Regions from separate parts of the Homo sapiens genome. Here region 1 is linked to region 2. The links are chromatin loops, found by intact Hi-C in ENCODE. Cell type or tissue: PC-3. All regions are shown on one strand. Links, peaks and the distances in the headings refer to the core of each region. The heading gives the core; the rest is flanking DNA. Region 1 overlaps ADGRA3 (adhesion G protein-coupled receptor A3). Region 2 has its middle 270 kb from the start of MIR12115.

Region 1 (10,042 bases), core at 2,197-7,196, 140 kb before region 2:
ACGTTTGTAGTTGGGCCAAACTTGATCCCACCTCCCAGCACCTCAGAGCCACTGCAAGGTTTATCTGGAGAGGGGCCACCCTGGCTTTCTCCTGCAAAAGAAGATTTGGGCTTTCAGGTCACCAAGTGTTTGCTGCAGATTGGTTCTCATTAAAATAAACTCTGGACAGTGGTCCATAATTTTATTATCGACCTTTGATTTTCTTGAGGTTGGAGAGGCATCCCTTTAGAATGACAGATTTTTTCTTGGAATTTCATAATTATATAAAAAAGCAGTGATTAAAAAAAAGCAAGTTACTGGTTAAGAAAGCTGGATTATGTCCTTGATACTCCAGTGACATATGACATTTACTTTTCTTAAACTAAAATTTAAGCTTCTCTCATTTCCTCACATCTTCATCTAGAATTTCATCCTCAACTAGAGTTGCTTCATGTATAGGTCATGTGATAAATAGAAACTGTAAGTGTATCATTTGCATATATTGCAGTTATCCTATACTTACTGAGCACCTATTATATCCCATGAATTGTGTCCATTCAATTCCTACGAAACCCCTAGAGGTGGCGATTGATAATTTTCTACTATTAAATTGAGGAAAGTTAATTTCAGAGAGGTCGCATTATTTCCTCAAAATCACATTCTTAATAAGTAATAATATAGTGATTTCTACTAATTGCTTGTCACACACTAGGCGATTTGCTAAATGCTTAATGTGGACCATCTTACTTAACCTCACAGTACTTTTATATTACTCTTGGTTCCCAAGTGAGGAAGCCAGCACTTTAGGTCTTACGTGACTTTGCTCAGATCACCCAGCAGGTAAGAGGTGAATACCAGTTTAAAAATCAAGGAAAATTTCATTTCTGAGTTCACCCTCTTAACCATCAATATATTATTATATTGCTTTGTGATTGTTACAGTGTATAAAAGCTCTGAATCATATCTCAGGTCTCTTACTCTGGAACTTATTCTGTGTGTGCTGTGGCCTTCACCCTGTAGTTAACCTGTGCCCTCTGTATATTCCTCCTTAAAAAGAATGTTAGAAAATGGACTCTAGGCCGGGCATGGTGGCTCATGCCTGTAATCCCAGCACTTTTGGAGGCTGAGGTGGATGGATCACCTGAGGTCAGGAGTTGGAGACCAGCCTGGCCAACATGGCAAAACCCTCTCTCTACTAAAAATACAAAAATTAGCCAGGCGTGGTGGTGCGTACCTGTAGTCCCAGCTACTCAGGAGGCTGAGGCAGGAGAATCACTTGAACCCAGGAGGCAGAGGTTGCAGTGAGCCGAGATCACACTGCAGCACTCTATCCTGGGTGACAGAGCGAGGCTCTGTCCCAAAAAAAAAAAAAAAAGAAAATGAACTCTAATGTATAATGTCACATCTATGAAAAACACACTTTTGGTTTAATGTCTGGGAGCCAGTTCTGTCCTGTATTAAGGGTCGTCTTTGGTATAAATGGTAGTTTGTGGGCTTCCTAGAGCCAATTGTTGGTTTGTGTATTTGAGGATTGTGATTCCCTGTCACATGTCTATTAGAACACAGTGTTGCCTTAGCAGGCAACAGAGTTGATTATTAGGATAGGCCTTCCTGCTGCTTTCAAATCAGACTTCTGAGTTACTTACCAATTTTGAGGTAAGCCTTAGTAGGAACATTTTTTTTCTTTTATTTATTCTTTGATCTTCCTTGTAGGTTGGGATAATTCTTCACTATTCCACCCTTGCCACAGTACTATGGGTAGGAGTGACAGCTCGAAATATCTACAAACAAGTCACTAAAAAAGCTAAAAGATGCCAGGATCCTGATGAACCACCACCTCCACCAAGACCAATGCTCAGGTATCTCATATCTTTGTTGTATTAATTGTTTTGTTTGCTTTCATTGAAGCATAATCATAAATTATAACAAAATTGCTGAGTGAATTTTGGGAAGTAAAAGAACGGACTTGTATGCAGGACTGCCTGGTTTTGAAAATGGCTCAGGCATCCTTCCCGCTGCGAGTCCTCAGACAACTTCTGTACCCTCTCTGAGCCTTCCAAGATCATCTCAAAAGTGGGGCTGATTCTCCCATCCTCGAGTTGTGAGGAATAAATGAGTAAATGGGCAAAGCACTTAAGAGGGGATTGGCCATATAATCGGCTCTATGAAACTGTCAGCTGTTTTTATTTCCTTGAGGTCTTATGTCATACTCAAGTATGTATCAGTTTAATTATTCTATGCAAAGGACAAGAAGACTTGTGTGTTTTTCCTATCCATTATAATATGAAAAGTGGTAAATGGATTATCATGCTGGATGAATAAAATCTATCAGTGATGACCAAGCTTGTTGAATGCCTGATATGTCACTGGCCCTGGGCCAGGGATTTACAGAAGACTCCCTTGCCCTTTGGGAGTTTATAGTCTGCAGGAGGAGAAAGGCATGAGCACTGACTGCGCTGTGTGAGAAGCATAGTGGAGATAGGTTCTTTGAAAATGTAAAGAAAGAAGCCATTAATTTTGGGGGCGGGGGGTTGTTAGGAAATGCTGGACCACTGGCGTGAACTTTACTGTGATCATGACAAAGTGTAGAAGTGAAGAGTGAGCTGAGGAAACCTTGAGGAATGCAGTTTGGCTGGAGCCTCAGATGTTTGGTGTCAAGTAGCAGGAATTCAGGATGAAAGTTGGCTTTGAGGCCTTTGTGTGTCCTATTTAAAATGTGGGCAGCCACTGAAGATTTTTAACTAAGGGAGTGGCCTGACATGGTGTCATTTTAGAAGGATAGCTATGGCTCTAGTATGGAGTATAAATCAGAATTCCTAAGAACAAGGAATTCTGCTGAGGTTATTAGGGCAGCCCCCATGAAGACCAGAACAGTGTCAGGGAGAACACAGAAGAGGACACAAGTTTGAGAGGCTTGAGGCAGTTTCTCTAGGATTGATGTCCAGCTGGATTTAAGAGAGTTGTGTGAGGGAGAGAAATTTGAAGATGGCTGCAAGTTGTCTATTCTAGCTAGCTAGCGTGCCTTGACGGAGGGTGTTTCCATCAACTGAGAAATAAGATAGGAAAAGCAGAAATGGCAGGTGGGCGGGGGAGACATGGAGAGGGGAAATGGGGTGGCAGGCTCCTCAGTACTTTCTTGTGGAATGTTTACATTTTTTAGAAGTCCAGGGCTCAGCAGAGAGGACAAGCTAGAGATTGTCTAGGAGGAGCAGGAGACATTTCCTTATGTGGTCACTGAAGCCATGATAATGAATAGGAACTCCCAGGGAGAAGTTAGTTAAGAAAAGAACGATACTTGGACCTTATTAATGTTTAATAGATGGGCCGTGGAAAAAGTCACTGGATTTTTGGCTGCAGAAAGAGAACACCCGAGAACATGGATGATTTGTGGGAGAGTGGTTCTGTGTTTGACAAGGAGCAGCAGGGGTGCTCCGTGGCCCCAGAGTTATGTTGTAGGATGAGATTTGACACCTCCCTCACTTCTATTAAGAGAAATGAGAGATGATGGTGTTTGGCTTAGAAACTTGGGAATCTTAACCTTAAGCAGCTGTTCATTCCTATAAGGTTCTGAGAAGAAAGATAAAGAGTTAAGGAAAAGGCAGCTGGTGCTTCAAACTCTCTGCAGTCCCCAAATGACACACAAGTATCCTCTTTGCATTAGACAGCTCAAGCTCCGCCCTCTAGCCCTGCTTCCCCCATATCCTTGAGCTTATGGAAGCCTGAGCAACACTGCTGCCTACCTGGAGGGTGGGACACGAGATTTGCCAGTGAGATTCTTCTGACCCCAGAGAGGACATTTTTAGCATCATGGTGGTGAGTGGGTACAGCTGACAATAAGGTGATAAAGGCGAGAAAGTGGTGGTACCAGCGTTGGCAGAAGGAAGAGAGAAAAGAAGTGGTAGTTCAAGGAAAGTTTTAGAAGATGGGGAAACTTGAATATATATATAATACGTATTTTATATATATATATAATACGTATTATATATATATAATACGTATTTTATATATATATATAATACGTATTATATATATATAATACGTATTATATATATATAATATGTATTTTATATATATATATATATAAGCAGTAGAGAAGCATGCTAGAAATAAGCAATAGAGAAGATTTTAAAGATGCAAAATAGGGTTATTTGATAACAAGAACGGGGGTAGGGGGCGTTGAAAGAAGACAGAGAGGGTGATAGGACCCAAGATTAATTTTGGAAATAATACTTTCTTTTCAGGTAAGAAGCAGATGTGAATTAGTACAGCAGGAAGAAGGGGAAGGTCACGTATTATTGGCATCTCTCTAATCTGTGGAATAGAAGGCAGAATTATAGTTTTATAGGGTAATTAGTTTTCAGCAGTACTAACATCATGTTAAAGGATTTTAGTAACTAGGTACAAGGAAGAAACAATATATGGACAAATGTATCAGAGATATTGCCTTTATCCACCCAGTGCAAGATTTGGGGCCATGTCTCAGGAAGGAGCAAACGCAAAATTAAGATTCTGACTTACCCAGAATGGAAATTTATTTTCAGAGAGATCAAGGAGCTCAGAGATGAGCACAGAGTTTTTCTTTGTAGGACCAGTCACTGCTCTGTTTCAATCAGTTTTTATTGCACCATCATTTCCCTTGCTGTCCCCACCTCTCTTTGGAAAAGGGGTCAGGTAGGGCCTCTGCACTCTGTGAAGCTGCTGGGATCCAGATACCTTCCTTACCTTAATCTCAGTGGACTGGCGATGAGATACACAGCAGTGGGCAGTCCTGGGACATGCAGGTTGAGCTGAACATTAGTCAGTAATTAATATGTCATTACATTTCTTGTGTGAACTAAGGCACTTTTCAGTTCACCGGCTGAATCTAAAAGAAGCCAGTTCCTGCTACAAAAAAAAAAAAAAGTAAGAGTAAGTAAGCTGAAATCCTACCAGCAGGCTCAGAGTGTTACTTTGCCTGTCCACAAGGTGGCAGAAGCCGATCAGCTTTCCTCTACTCAGAAACTTACTAGACCTTGTGCTTTAAAACAAGAAATCTAAAAAACAAAATAAAAACACATTACTGCTAATAAATCAGCCTCCCAACTTAACTCTCAGCTTATTATTGGAATAAAGATAATAATTAATCTTCAGGGAATGACTTTTGAAGTACTGAGACATTATGAGAGATACATGTTAAGAAATGGAATGATGAGTGGTTTTTCCTGTGATTCCTCCTTCTAGATTTTACCTGATTGGTGGTGGTATCCCCATCATTGTTTGCGGCATAACTGCAGCAGCGAACATTAAGAATTACGGCAGTCGGCCAAACGCACCCTAGTGAGTATTTTATATTCTCTGTGTACTTGACCCAGTTGTTTCTCTTTTAAGTATTTTCTAGGCATTACAGGTGATTGCAATTTCGTAGATAATTTGTTGAAACATGTAGCATCGATCTGGTTTACCATTTTCTTTTCCAGTTGCTGGATGGCATGGGAACCCTCCTTGGGAGCCTTCTATGGGCCAGCCAGCTTCATCACTTTTGTAAACTGCATGTACTTTCTGAGCATATTTATTCAGTTGAAAAGACACCCTGAGCGCAAATATGAGCTTAAGGAGCCCACGGAGGAGCAACAGAGATTGGCAGCCAATGAAAATGGCGAAATAAATCATCAGGATTCAATGTCTTTGTCTCTGATTTCTACATCAGCCTTGGAAAATGAGCACACTTTTCATTCTCAGCTCTTGGGGGCCAGCCTTACTTTGCTCTTATATGTTGCACTGTGGATGTTTGGGGCTTTGGCTGTTTCTTTGTATTACCCTTTGGACTTGGTTTTTAGCTTCGTTTTTGGAGCCACAAGTTTAAGCTTCAGTGCGTTCTTCGTGGTCCACCATTGTGTTAATAGGGAGGATGTTAGACTTGCGTGGATCATGACTTGCTGCCCAGGACGGAGCTCGTATTCAGTGCAAGTCAACGTCCAGCCCCCCAACTCTAATGGGACGAATGGAGAGGCACCCAAATGCCCCAATAGCAGTGCGGAGTCTTCATGCACAAACAAAAGTGCTTCAAGCTTCAAAAATTCCTCCCAGGGCTGCAAATTAACAAACTTGCAGGCGGCTGCAGCTCAGTGCCATGCCAATTCTTTACCTTTGAACTCCACCCCTCAGCTTGATAATAGTCTGACAGAACATTCAATGGACAATGATATTAAAATGCACGTGGCGCCTTTAGAAGTTCAGTTTCGAACAAATGTGCACTCAAGCCGCCACCATAAAAACAGAAGTAAAGGACACCGGGCAAGCCGACTCACAGTCCTGAGAGAATATGCCTACGATGTCCCAACGAGCGTGGAAGGAAGCGTGCAGAACGGCTTACCTAAAAGCCGGCTGGGCAATAACGAAGGACACTCGAGGAGCCGAAGAGCTTATTTAGCCTACAGAGAGAGACAGTACAACCCACCCCAGCAAGACAGCAGCGATGCTTGTAGCACACTTCCCAAAAGTAGCAGAAATTTTGAAAAGCCAGTTTCAACCACTAGTAAAAAAGATGCGTTAAGGAAGCCAGCTGTGGTTGAACTTGAAAATCAGCAAAAATCTTATGGCCTCAACTTGGCCATTCAGAATGGACCAATTAAAAGCAATGGGCAGGAGGGACCCTTGCTCGGTACCGATAGCACTGGCAATGTTAGGACTGGATTATGGAAACACGAAACTACTGTGTAACATTGCTGGGCTTCCTAGGCAGAAATTCATATAAACTGTGATACTCACATTCCTTGAAGCTATGAGCATTTAAAAACTGTTTACAGCCACCATAGGGATTCAAAAGAATTTGGAATAAACTTTGAAGTTTTGGATTTTACTTATTTTTATCCCCAAATTGTTGCTATTTTTTAGGATCTGAAACAAAATCTTTCTAAAACATTGTTTTAGTTGTCAAAGCACCAACAGGACATTTTGGGATGTGAAATGTAATTTCTTGGAATCTGTAATTTGTACTTAATATTTCAGGCTTGTATTTAATATAATAAATAGGTGTTTGTTATTGTGTCGATCTGTTATTTTTATATTTTACAATATAAGCATTTAGTTCTATTTTAATGAAATTAGTGGTTTGGGGTATTTTAATTAGAGTTACACATAAGTCAGTTATATATATATATTGCATGGTTAAGTGTATTGATTTTGGCACATAAATCAAAGTGATTTTTGGGTTGCTGTATTTTATAAGTCTAGTTTTAAATATTACCAGGTTTTAAAAGGATCTCTCAGGATGTTTTTTGAAAATGGAAATGCCTAAAAAACTTCCTACGTTGCCTTACTTTTGCGTTATTCCTTGGATCCTATTAATACTATTTTCAACATGGTCGTGGCCTTTTCATTGCTTTATATTCGGTCTTAAGTTTCTTACTCTTTTTGGTGTGGCCAGGTGGGGGTGATTGCTGCACGAAAGTTATTCTTGAATGCAAATGAAGAGCTACCACTTAAGGTTCACATTCTTCAATATTGGCTCTTATGTTGACTTTTATTTTGTACTTAAACAGATAAAGTTCCTTAGATTCATGCTGAAGTACTGATTAAATCCCATTCCGGAATTCTAAAAACAGCTCTACTGCAAAAGTTCTCGCTCACTGGTCTTTGCTACACTGCAGTCTAACCCATCTCCTGTCCTGAGTCTCACTGTGGTTCTCAGTTCTCTCGTATGCAAGACAATGTCTGCAAAATTGACACAACTTTGATCTCTTTTCAGCGGAAGTCTAAAGGTTTGAATCAGATTGGATTCAAAAGTACATATTCGAGAAATGCAAAAAAGAATCAAGCCGTTTAGCTTAATAAACTTCAAATTCTGAGAGATTAACTGCTTATGTACAGAGAACAATTCTCTGAGCCATCCTGAGATTACCCATTCTAGTGTAAATGTTCACTTTTCACTGGGTTACTGCATTAGAAATGTTATTTTGCTTGACAATAATAAAACCGATAGTTCTACTTAAGCCTTTTAGGTTTGAGTTTTAGAGATGTTATTTTATGGTGGGGGAAATAAAGCAGCCAGTGGATAGATTTGGCTATATTTCCTGGTTTATGGTCTCCTGGTAAATTGATATATTATGTACAAGATGGTGTTTGGAAATGACAAAGATAAGCTAATAAGAAATGGAGTGAATAATTCTTATTTATCACTATTTTTTTGTTTGCTCGGTGTTTAACCTGTTTGACCTGCTGGTCAGCTGTACCTAGGGAGATAACTTTCTTGTTCTTCTTTTTCCTGCCTCTGCATAGGAAGTGAGGAATTTTCCTTCCTGGAAGATGTTGCCCATTCAGCAAGCATTTATTCATTTAAACATGCCTTATTTTAGGTAACAGAACAGGTGCTGGCGGTGGGGAAGGACTGGAAAAGAAATCAAACACTTGGAAGAAGATGGAGATTCTGCTAAAAATGTTCAAGGGGATTTTGTTACTCATAGCGTGGAGAGTGATGAGCGATCACTTACTCATCCTTAGTATTTCAATTAGAGTTTTGATATTTGTATATAGGAAGTGAGTAATATATTGTATTCCTCCCACCTTTGTCGTTTATGATTTATAGCTGAGATTCTCTATTTTTCATAGAATTGTAAACTGCTAACAGATGTTTCAGTTTTCTTAGAGATCAGCATGATCATTTTCCTAATTTAAAAAATTTGACAACTAAGATCCAAAGAATTTCTGGCTTGCTGGACATGCTGGCAGGTTATACCATGCCCACGGCTAGAACCATGTTTGCCAATGCTGAGGCCGCCGTGCTTGGCAACACATTTCATTGCTTTTACGGTGTTTATTATCTATAAAATTGTATCAGACTTTATTCTTATCTTAGTTGTTTTGAGTTTTAGTTTCATAATAAGGTATAGTTGGTTATATTCTGCTTAAGGAAACAGTTATGATTCTTTTATTTCATGACAGTTGTTTTGTTTTGTTTTGTTTTGTTTTTAGAGTTGAGGTCTCACTCTGTTGCCCAGGCTGAAGTGCAGTGGGGATCATAGTTCACTGTAACCTCGAGCTCTTGGGGTCAAGCCATCCTCCCACCTCAGCCTCCTGAGTAGCTGGAACTACAAGAACAAGCCAGTAGCCCGGCTGTTTTTCTTTTTATTTTTGTAGAGATGGGTCTCACTGTGTTGCCCTGACTGGTCTCAAACTCCTGGCCTCAAGTGATCCTCCAACCCTTGCTTCCCAAACTGTTGAGATTATAGATACGAGCCATTGAGCCCAGCCAAAAGTTGTTTTCTTAATGTAAACATTATATCTACAGATTACATATATAATGTTATATACTAACCTGCTTTTTAGGTAACAGTTAGAAATTAGATTTGTGTATGACTATTTTTGTGACTAGATTTATATACTAACGTACATGTATATTAATATTTCAGGTCATTAATAGGTGGCAACTGATTTTTAAATCTCAGGATATTTTGGATAAATGTAACAATGTAACTATATGTATGTTCAATATATTTATATTAGTAATATATACAGATGGCAACTTAGGTTTAGTTGCTGATTGGAATCTATACATAGGTCTCATTATAGAGAAGCAACAATGTTAGAACAGACTTACATGTTTCAAGTATTGAGTTCAGAATGCCCAAACTGAAGTTGGTTGAGAACATACAAAATTAGGAAGTAAAAACATTAACTGAAAACATCTGATGCAGGAATTAAACTAAATCATCAAGGTAAGTGAGGCATACAACAGCAATCCAAAATTTAAAACAAATCTTAATTCTGTTTTTCTTTTTGGATTCCAGTAATCATTTAGTTATTTTAATATTGACTCCAGTGCTTTTATCTGAGAGGTGATTTGATTGTTCATAATCACTTAATGATGTTTTCCAAATTTGAGTCATTCTGTCACTTTTGCTAATTTTGTTATATTTTTCTTAACACTTGTATTAATGCTGTCCATGGATTATTGCTTATATTGAAATATAAGCAATAATAAATTATATTTATTATATATATAATATATTATTGAATATATTGAATATATAATATATTATTGAATAATATATAATATATTATTCAATATATTATATTGAAATATAAG
Region 2 (10,042 bases), core at 1,810-6,809:
AGAGCCACAAAGTAGAATTTCCAGGCCCCTGAAGACTTGACAGAGTAGAACTGCTATACAGTTGGACTATTATGTGAGAGGGAAATAAAAATCTGTCTGGTTTATGATGTGTGGCCCTCTAATTTAAACCAGTTTACTTGAGTCTGTGTTACTAGCACAAAACCAACATTCTAATTAATCATCTTGATAAATGATTGTATAATTTTGCTGAATAGAAATTTAAGCCTGTATATTAACAGCACTTCTGTGATTTGATGATATGCTACATGTTAGCTCAGCACTTATATCACAATTTCTCTGGTTCTCACTCAACAAATATTTCCTGAGTGGCCGCTATATGCCAGGCACTATTCCCAACATCTGGAATAGTGTCTGGCATATAGCAGCCACTCAGGAAATATAAAAATAAGCTTTCTGCCCCCATAAAGCTTATATCATGTTATGGGATGAATGCTTAGATCATCTTGTATTAGTCTGTTCTCATGTTGCTAATAAAGACATACCCAATACTGGGTATTTTAAAAAGGAAAGAGTTTTAATTGACTTACAGTTCCACATGGCTGGAGAGGCCTCACGATCATGATGGAAGGTGAACAAGGAGCAAAGTCATGTCTTACATGGCAGCAGGCAAGAGAACATGTGCAGGGGAGCTCCCATTTATAAAACCACCAGGTTTTGTGAGACTTATTCACTACCACAAGAACAGAATGGGGGAAACCACCCTCATGATTCAATTGCCTCCCACCAGTTTCCTCCCATGACATATGGGGACTATTACAATTCAAGCTGAGATTTGGGTAGGGACATAGAGCCAAACCATACCACCTCTTAAAATTCATATGTTGAAGTCCTGATCCCCAATGTGATGGTATTTGGAGGTGGGGTCTTTGGGAATTAATTATCTTTAGATTAGGTCATGAAGGTAGCATCCTCATAAAGGGATTAGTGCCCTTATCAGAAGAGGAAGACAGAGATCTCTCTCCCTTCAGGAGTAAGCATTGAAGAAAGGCTATGTGAGGACACAATGAGAAGGCAGCCATCTGCAAGCAAGGAAGAGAGCCCTCACCAGCTCCCAAATCTACAGGTCCCTTGATTTGGAATTCTCAGCCTCCAGAACTGTGAGAAATACATTTCTGTTGTTTGAGCCACCCAGTCTATGATATTTTGTAACAGCCACCCAAGCTAAGACACATTCTAATAGATTTTTGCTTTCTGCTTCAACTTTTTACTATGGGCCCATTTATTCATTCATTCAACAAATATGTATGGACTAGCCAAAATTGCCAGGCTCCATTCTAGGCACTTGGCATGCAGTAGTGAATAAAAGGGTCAAAATCTCTCTGTTCCTAGGACTTACATTCTAGAGCGGGAGATGGTCAGATAAGCAAGATCAATAAGTATTATTAAAATATGTACTATAACAAATAGTGATACATGCTAAGGAGTAAAGTAAAACAGGAAAGGGTAGTGAGAAGTAGGAGAGATGAAATTTTATGTTTTAGATGGGGTCATCAGAGACTCCTTCATTCTATTTGAATAGAGACATGAAAGAATGATGGAGCAAGCTGTGCCGACAATCAGGGTAGAAGCAGTCCAGTCAGAAGGAATTACATGTGCAAAACCCAGAGGTAGTACCATGTTCTGGAAACTGCAATGAGACCCATGTGGCTAGAGCTGAGTGAACCAGAAGGATACCAGTAGGGGAGACAGTCTTATCCTTTAGGGGTTTTGTAGGGCCCAGATGGCTCAAAAGCTGACATCTCTTGCTTAATTAAAAACTAGGCATCTTTGCCTCACCCTTACAGTGTTTCCTTTTTTTAAATTACACCTGTTACAAATATTATCCCTGCAAACAACCATTGGCATAGTCCTATGGGCAAGTACACATTATTGTCTCAGTAGAATGCCCCTGTTGACACAAGGGCAACATCACATATGATCTGATGGGTGAGTCTGAAGCCAGTCAAATGAACAGTAGTGAAGAGAGGAAACCCAGGGCAGGAAGCAGGCAGTGAAGGATCTTGGGGTGGAAGCTTTGGATGCTGGCAGTGAAGAAGGGAAGGGGCCAGCAGCTTCCTTCTAGCACCAGCTATTTGTGATGAGTGGCAGGTGTTGATCAGAGCAATGCTAATATATAGAAAGTGGGGGAAAACTTCAAGGATGTCAATATAGGAAGTTTTTGGGGAAAATGTTCAGATTATGACTCATGGAGGGAGAGATATAAAACAGACTAGCTGAAATAGTGTGCATACTGTTAACCATACAGGTGAGAGTCACAGAGGGCACAGAAAAAAATATGACCAAAGTGAGTTAGTCTTCTCACATGTCCTCACATGGCCTTTCCTTAGTGCTTATGCCACCCTTGTTGCCCTGATTTTCAGAGGTATCATATTATTATAAAAACATTAGAAGAGGAAAACCAGTTCCTACTGAAGTAAAGAATAGAGATGGGGGCCACATGTGGTTTCTCTGGTTCCCCCTCCACCCCGCCGAGGGAAGGTCTGGAGGGGAGTTTGAGAGGAATTTCTCACCATTAGCAAAAAGGGAAAGATTTGACTTACTATGAAAAGATGTACTTGATTCTGAGTTCTGGAGAAAGTGTCCATGTATAGCTGACATTTCTTTTTTGATGCTGACCTTAGATTGGAGTCATTGCAGGAAATAAATAGTGCAGTGTCATATCCACGTTCTAGTGTGTGGTTCACACGGATAATGCTGCTTGGGAGGAACCCAGAATACTGAACTATAAAAGGTACATCTGCACTCTCTTGGCAGCTAGGATTGTTCTCCAGGCCCTGACAGATTGGGCCTGCCCAGAGGGAACAATAGGACAGGGAAGCAACTGTATAGCATAAGGCTGCTTTTGATTAAACAAATGGGTGATGGCAAATGGGTGATGAAAAATGGAAAACATCTCAGTTTCTTCTATGAATCTTGTGCTACACTTTGTTCCTTACTATAGTGCTATTTCAGTTGAAGGCTGAGATGGTGTCAAACTCAACAGAATGGAGTAGTAAATATGGTTGATTTGCCATGTCTGCTGGGAGCAACATAGGAGAGGGTGATGGTCTCTGTGTTACACATTTGCTATCTCTGTAATAAATCATTGCTTTGATAAATAATAGTCACAAGTATTTCTGATAAATTTTTCTTTTATAATAGAATATATTTTAAATTTGAGAACGGTGGAATTCTGTGTCCAAAGAAAGACTGGAGGTACCAAGGTCAAAAAGTATATATAATAGCAATTTAGATTTTGTAAGAATATAGCAAGAAAATTGCCTTGAGTTGGGCAGTATCAGTGGAAAAGACACAAACTGTGTTTTATTTCTATTGTCTCACTTGATGGCAATCAACATAGGCTACTTTTGTGACCAAATGTATGTGGGTTTTTCCCCACATCTCAAGCAAGCAATCAGCTGCGCAGCAGACACCAGCTGTATGTGCTCTAATTCAATTCTGACACTATTTACCTGGAGATAGCATCAGATCCCACAGGTTGAGAGCTCAGTTCTCAAGAGTACACTCCTTCCTTCTGCTGTCAAGCCTGAGACCCAGGTTGTTTGACCTGTGCTTCTGACTGACTGGCTATAAATCAGGGATCCCATGACCCTTTTCTGGGGTTTGATTAATTTGTTAGAGTGGCTCACAGGACTCAGAGAAACATTCAAATTTACCAGTTTATTACAAAGAATATTACAAAGGGTACAGATGATGAGATACCTGGAGCAAGTTATGGTAGGGGGAGTGGTGGGGCTTCCACACTTTCCCAGGTGTGCCACCCTCCAGGAACCTCCCTGTGTTCAGTTACCCCAGAAGCTTTCTGTACCATGTCCTTTTGCATTGGATAGGCATGACTGAAGCATGGGCATCTGTGTGGAAATGTGATTGGACAAGGAGAGTACGATCTAATACAAATAGATGCAGAAAACCAACAAGATCTGTTCAGATTCTTCTTGGCCTCTCCATGCAGCATTCCTTCCTCCAGAGTATGGGGCAGAACCTCTTCTGAAATGAGGGTCTTATGATCCATAATCAGACAAAGTAGGTCAGAGAATTTCCTTATGGCCAGCTCCAAGGCAAAAAGGCGAGGTAATATTTCTCCCCATCTTGGAGAGAGGGGGAGAAAAAAACAGTAGGTGAAAGGAAGACAGAAGTTCAGAAAAAAAAGATTCTGTTTTCTGAGACCTGCTTCTGAGGCCCAAAGTGCCCTATCATTATAACAAAGGCTGTTACAAAGGCTATGGGAGTTATGAGCCAGGAACCCTGGACGAAAACAAATATATTGTGTGTGTGTGTGTGTGTATAAATATGAATCATAATGTCATATTACAGGCATGGTGAAGCTATTTTATTGCGATGATACAATTTTGGTCTCATGATTAATCTGAGTACAAAGATCAAATAATTGGCTCTGGGAAATCATGTTTACTCTGCCTTTGTAGAAATTAAAGTTGAACCATCACTTGAAGGGAAGTATAGAAGGGATTCCAGCCATATTTGGACTTCAAATGCATTAAGTGCCTAGTTCAATGGTCTCTTTAAAATGTAAGCGTACTACTCGGTTTTTATTAACTCTCATTTATTTTAGTATCTTGATTTTCTTGATGTCATGGTCACATAGGCAGAAAGGCATTGTGGATGCTACTCATTTTTAGGTGTTCAATAGAGCCTGAATTGATTAAAATTTGGCTCAACCTAGAGAAAACTTATAATATTAAAATAGGTGAAATGAATATAAGACAGAAATAGTGAAAATGGTACATGATCATTCCTATAATATTTAAGCAGAAATAGAACCTTCAATGGTAACGTTAACCTTGCAAATGGGGGACCCTTGGTATTGTACATCTACTAGTCTCTAAGTTCTTCGATTGATGCTGTGATTCAATAAGGGCTAAAAAATGTTTATTGGTGATGGTGAATATGATTCATATGCTATTGAAGACTGTATTAAGTGTTGGTCATACGTTACATAAGATATCCTGCTGCTTCCACAAGAAAAGTCTAGTTTTATTGCAACTTACCTTCCAGTCAAACCTCAGGTAGCTTTTGATCTGAGGAAACCCTCCTTATGTAATTGCCTCTGTTTCTACAGTGTCAAATTTAACACCTTCTCATCTGATTTTTCACATGCTATAAAAATCTAGCCATCACTGAGGACTTACTGCGTGCTAGGCATTGTTCTAGACATGTGGCATTTATTTTTACATGTATTATTAATTGCATCTATTGTTAATCCTCAAGGAAACCTTAAGAAGGTAATATCGTTATCCCCATTTCATGAATACAGAAATTTAGACACATGTAATTTAAATAACTTACCTAAGGTCACACAGCTAGTAGTTGTTGGAGCTGGTATATGAATTCAGCAGTACTACCTTTGTGCCTTTAAGGGAGTTATTTTCACTTTCTGGGCCTCTGTTTTTTCATCTGAAGAAATGAGATACTGAAAATATTGAGTGGTCATTCTCCTTGAGAACTGGAATAAGACAAGGATGCTCACTCTCACCACTCCTTTTCAACATAGTACTGGAGGTCTTAGCCAGAGCAATCATGCAAGAGAAAGAAATAAAAGGCACCCAAACAGGAAAAGTCAAACTATCTTCACTGATGACATAATTCTATACCTAGAAAACCCCAAACCCTCCATCAAAAGGCTTCTATAACTGATAAATGATTTAAGTAAGGCTACAGGATACAAAATAAATGTACAAAAATAAGTAGCATTTCTACATACCAATAATGCCCAGGCTGAGAATCAAGACAAGAACACAATCTCATTTACAGTAGCCACAAAGAAAATGAAATACCTAGGAATATAGCTAACCAAGGATGTGAAAGATCTCAACAAAGAACTACATTAAACACTATTGAAATAAATCAGAGATTACACAAATAAGTGGAAAAATATCCCATGCTCATGGATTGGAAGAGTCAATATTGTTAGAATGGTCATACTGTCCAAAGCAATTTACAGATTCACTGCCATTTCTGTCAAACTACCAAGATTATCCTTCACAGAATTAGAAAACGCTATTCTAAAATGCATATGGAGCCAAAAAGAACTCAAATATCTACAGCAATTTTAAGCAAAAAGAACAAAGCTGGAGGCATCACACTACCTGACTTCAAACTACACTATAAGGCTGCAGTAACAAAAACAGCATGGTACTGGTATAAAAACAGACACATAACACCAATGGAACAGAATAGTAAACACAACCACTCTGATCATTGATAAGGCCAACAAAAATAAGCAAGGAAAAGGACTCCCCATTCAACAAATGGTGCCGTGTTAACTGGCTAGCCATATGCAGAAGAATAAAACTAGACTTTTACCTTTCATCATATACAAAAGTAAACTCAAGATGGATTTAAATGTAAGAACTTCCTATAAAAATTCTAGAAAAAAATCTGGGTACTAGTCTTCTTGACGTCAACCTTGACAAAGAAAGAATTTTTGGCTAAATCTCCAAAGGTGATTGCAACAAAACCAAAAATTAACAAGTGGGTTCTAATTACACTAAGGAGCTTCTGCACAGAAAAAGAAATGATCAGCAGAGTAAATACACAACCTAAAGAATGGCAGAAAATATTCACAAACTATGCATTCAACAAAGGTTTAATATCCAGCTTCCATAAGGAGCTTAAATAAATTAACAAGTGAAAAGCAGGCAACCACATTAAAAAGTGGATATGATTCAAAAGAAAACATACATGTGGCCAACAAGCATAGGAAAAAAAGTCCTCAACATCACCAATCATTAGAGAAATGCAAATTAAAACCACAATAAGGTACTATCTCATATCAATAAGAATGGCTATTACTAAAAAGTAAAGAAATAGCAGATGCTGGCAAGGTTGGAGCAGAAAGAGAATGCTCATCCACTGCTGGTGGGAATGAAAATTAGGTCAGCTATTGTGGAAAGCAGCTTGGAGATTTTTTTGAAGAGCTTAAAACAGAATTACCATTCGACCCAGCAATCCCATAATTGTGTATATACCCAAAGGAATATAAATCATCCTGTCATAAAGACACATGCATGTGTATGTTCATCACAGCACTATTCACAATAGCAAAGACATGGAATCAACCTGGGTGCCTTTCAATGGTGGATTGAATAAGGAAAATGCAGCACATATACACCATGGAATACTACACAGCCATAAAAAAGAATGAAATCATGTTCTTTGTAGCAACATGGGTGAAGCTGGAGGCCACAATTGTAAGCAAATTAACGCAGGAACAGAAAACCAAACATTGCATGTTCTCACTTTTTAGTGGGAGTTAAACACTGAGTACCCATGGATATAAACATGGGAGCAATAGACACTGCAGACTACTAGAGGGCAGACAGAGGGAGTGGGGCATGGTCACAAAACTACTTATTGAGTATTATGCTCACTACCTGAGTACATTATACCCATGTAACAAATCTGCACATATACCCTCTGTATATAAAGTAAAAGCTGACAAAAAAGTATATAAATCATGTGTCAAGCTCAATGAATTTCCACAAAGTGAACACACCAGGTAAAAAAATAGAACACAACCGTAATCTCAGGAAGTCTCTCATGCTTCCCTGGAGCCACAAGAGTCATCACTATGCTAATTTCTAACACTGTCAATTAGGTTTTTCTATTTTAAAACTTTATATCAAAATATTTTCTCTACTAAAAAAAATTGGATTGTTTTAAAGCTTAAAGAAGATTATAGCTGTAAAGAGTTTAAAATGTGCAGGTGAGCATCATGCAATAATTTTAAGTTACAGCCATTATTGGCCAGATAAATTTCTAGTTGCTTACAAGAACACTACAAAGTAGTTATTATTCTCCTCATTGGAAGAGGCTGAGTAACTTGCTCACTGCCTTACCAATTAATTAGTGTGAGATTGTTATTTCCCACAACTGGCTTACTCAAAAGGTTTATCTTTCCTGTACACAATCCTATAAAATGTCTGTTCGTTTAATAACTATATTAACTCAAGTGAGATGTCTCCAACCAGCTACTCACAATCTTGGTATTGCTGTGTAGATTAGAGTCAATTAGAGTCAACTTTGAACTCTCTGCTTTCCAGCTCCAAGCAAAAGCCCTGTTGAAGGAAGAGGTGCTGCTGGAAGTAGTGTATAGAACATGTATTCTGCCTACTCTCCCTGGCAATCTGTATTCTATCTCTGTAAGTGGCTGAACCACGAGGAAGTGACATACCTAACAGGAGCTTGTTTCGTTTTTTTGCAGAATGCTCTTCTCAGAATTGTTGTTCAGACTTACTTCAGCTTCCATGGAAGGTCATTTCAAGGAATCTTTTGAAATTTATGATTACATTTGTTGTAAAAATGCTTCTGAGAACACTCTTCTTCACAACACTTGATAGCCCATTTAAAAAGGCTTATTTGAGACTATGTTTCTGGGAAAGGCTTTGGTTGTGTTAAGGAACTAGGATATTTCCTTCTTTTCAATACTAAGCATTATGTAATTGCTTGGTCTTACACTTCTCAACGAGGAAGCTCAGAATCAAATTTGAAGTTATACTACAGTCATTTTGGAATAATAGGCCATAAGTGTGATTGTAATAGGCTGCTAGAAGAGAAGAATATTTGTAAACTATAAGACAGTGCAAAAAAAGGTTTTCTTTAACCTAAAATTTTATTTTGGAATAACTTTGGATCTATAGAAAAGTTTCAAAGATCATGTGATCTGCGGTGTACTGGGTGGTACTGGGTGGCACTGTGTGTGAGTTCACTCTGTGATACTGAGGGTGCTTCCTACTCCTGTGTGTGGGAGTTCCTCCTACTTTATGAGGCAATAGTTTAAACTATTTTACGGTGTAGTTGTGTACACAATTACACTGTATAATTTATACTGTTTACCAGTTTATATACCACTCTGTGTATCCGTTCACACTCATTAGCAGGCATACTACTAACGTGTGTGTGTATTAGCTCAGACTGTGTGTGGTTCACACTACTACCCTGCATGTTAGCTCAGGCTGTGTATAGTTCACACTACTACACAGTGTATTAGCTCAGGCTGCGTGGAGTTCACATGACTACCTTGTGTGTTAGTTCAGGCTGTGTGGAGTTCACACTATTACCCTACATGTTAGCTTAGGCTGTGTGGAGTTCACGCTATTACCCTACATGTTAGCTTAGGCTGTGTGGAGTTCACACTATTACCCTACATGTTAGCTCAGGCTATGTGGAGTTCACATGACTATGCTGTGTGTTAGCTCAGGCTGTGTGGAGTTCACGCTTCTACTCTGCGTATTAGCTCTGACTTTTTGGAGTTCACACCGCTACACTGTATGGTGAGTCACACAGAGGAGAATATTTGAAAACTATGAAGATCATAATTTTACAGTACTGCATTCAGCAGTACTAAATCTGAGGGCCCCAAGAGCAGACACCATTCTTAAAAAATTGATTATAAGGAAAAGAGATACTTTCGAAGATCATCTCTTTATGAGACTAGTGGGCAGAACTGCTATGTTTAGCGTTTACATGTCTTTCTGCCAAGTCTGTAAGTCAGAAGTTGAAGCTACAACAAAGTTCCATGTGTGTGGCAGAGATTTCTGGTGTTAGCGCTTCTAGTGTTAGTGGTGCCCAGGAGAGGCTTTTATTTAGAATTTGTGGTGAAGGACAAGGGAGAAACCATTCTTTATGGATTTTTGATAATCCACATGGATAGCGGGGCACATGGCCTGAGTTTGGATCTGGCTATGTTAACCTCCTAAGCTATGGCCAAGGATTTATATTTCCAACACCCAAACAGTGGCTTTGCCAATAAACAGTGGTAGATTTTCTTAATATATGGATAACATTTGGGATGCAATATCAAATAGAAAGTAGGTGCAGAGTGGTCACCTTTTGGCGGGGATGGTGGGGCAAAGCCTCAAGTGCCCTAAAGGTACCCAGGAGTATGGCGTATACTCAAAGAGAAGAAGTCGGTGTTGAGTTCTGCACTTATGAAGGCAGGAGCTAGACGGCGCAGAGAGTTTGCTGAGCCCTCAAGAAACAATCAGCCACATAGCCCTGGCTG

What was found. Hi-C counts contacts between places; a loop is a spot of excess contacts. Peaks named below come from ENCODE experiments on the same cell type or tissue, not always from the same donor. Only the 100,000 strongest peaks of a DNase experiment are listed, where the experiment ranks them.
Region 1: it touches region 2 in a loop (3-fold over the local background); 10 of 110 quality-filtered maps call a loop at or near these places.

Annotation. Positions count from the first base shown.
Region 1 is chr4:22,384,341-22,394,382 of GRCh38, reverse strand. It overlaps ADGRA3 (adhesion G protein-coupled receptor A3), which reads left to right. Exons shown (of 19, transcript NM_145290.4): 17 at 1,693-1,838; 18 at 5,200-5,295; 19 at 5,436-7,007. The coding sequence ends at 6,678. Among named protein-coding and RNA genes, the nearest start is that of MIR12115, 130 kb to the left of the region's middle. RefSeq lists an enhancer at 7,891-9,090. In PC-3, for the core only: CTCF peaks have their summits at 4,732 and 4,936 (motif pointing right); a DNase peak (open chromatin) is centred at 4,942.
Region 2 is chr4:22,239,750-22,249,791 of GRCh38, reverse strand. No RefSeq gene overlaps it. Among named protein-coding and RNA genes, the nearest start is that of MIR12115, 270 kb to the left of the region's middle. In PC-3, for the core only: no CTCF peak of the experiment used is centred there; a DNase peak (open chromatin) is centred at 4,291; H3K27ac peaks cover 1,058 bases.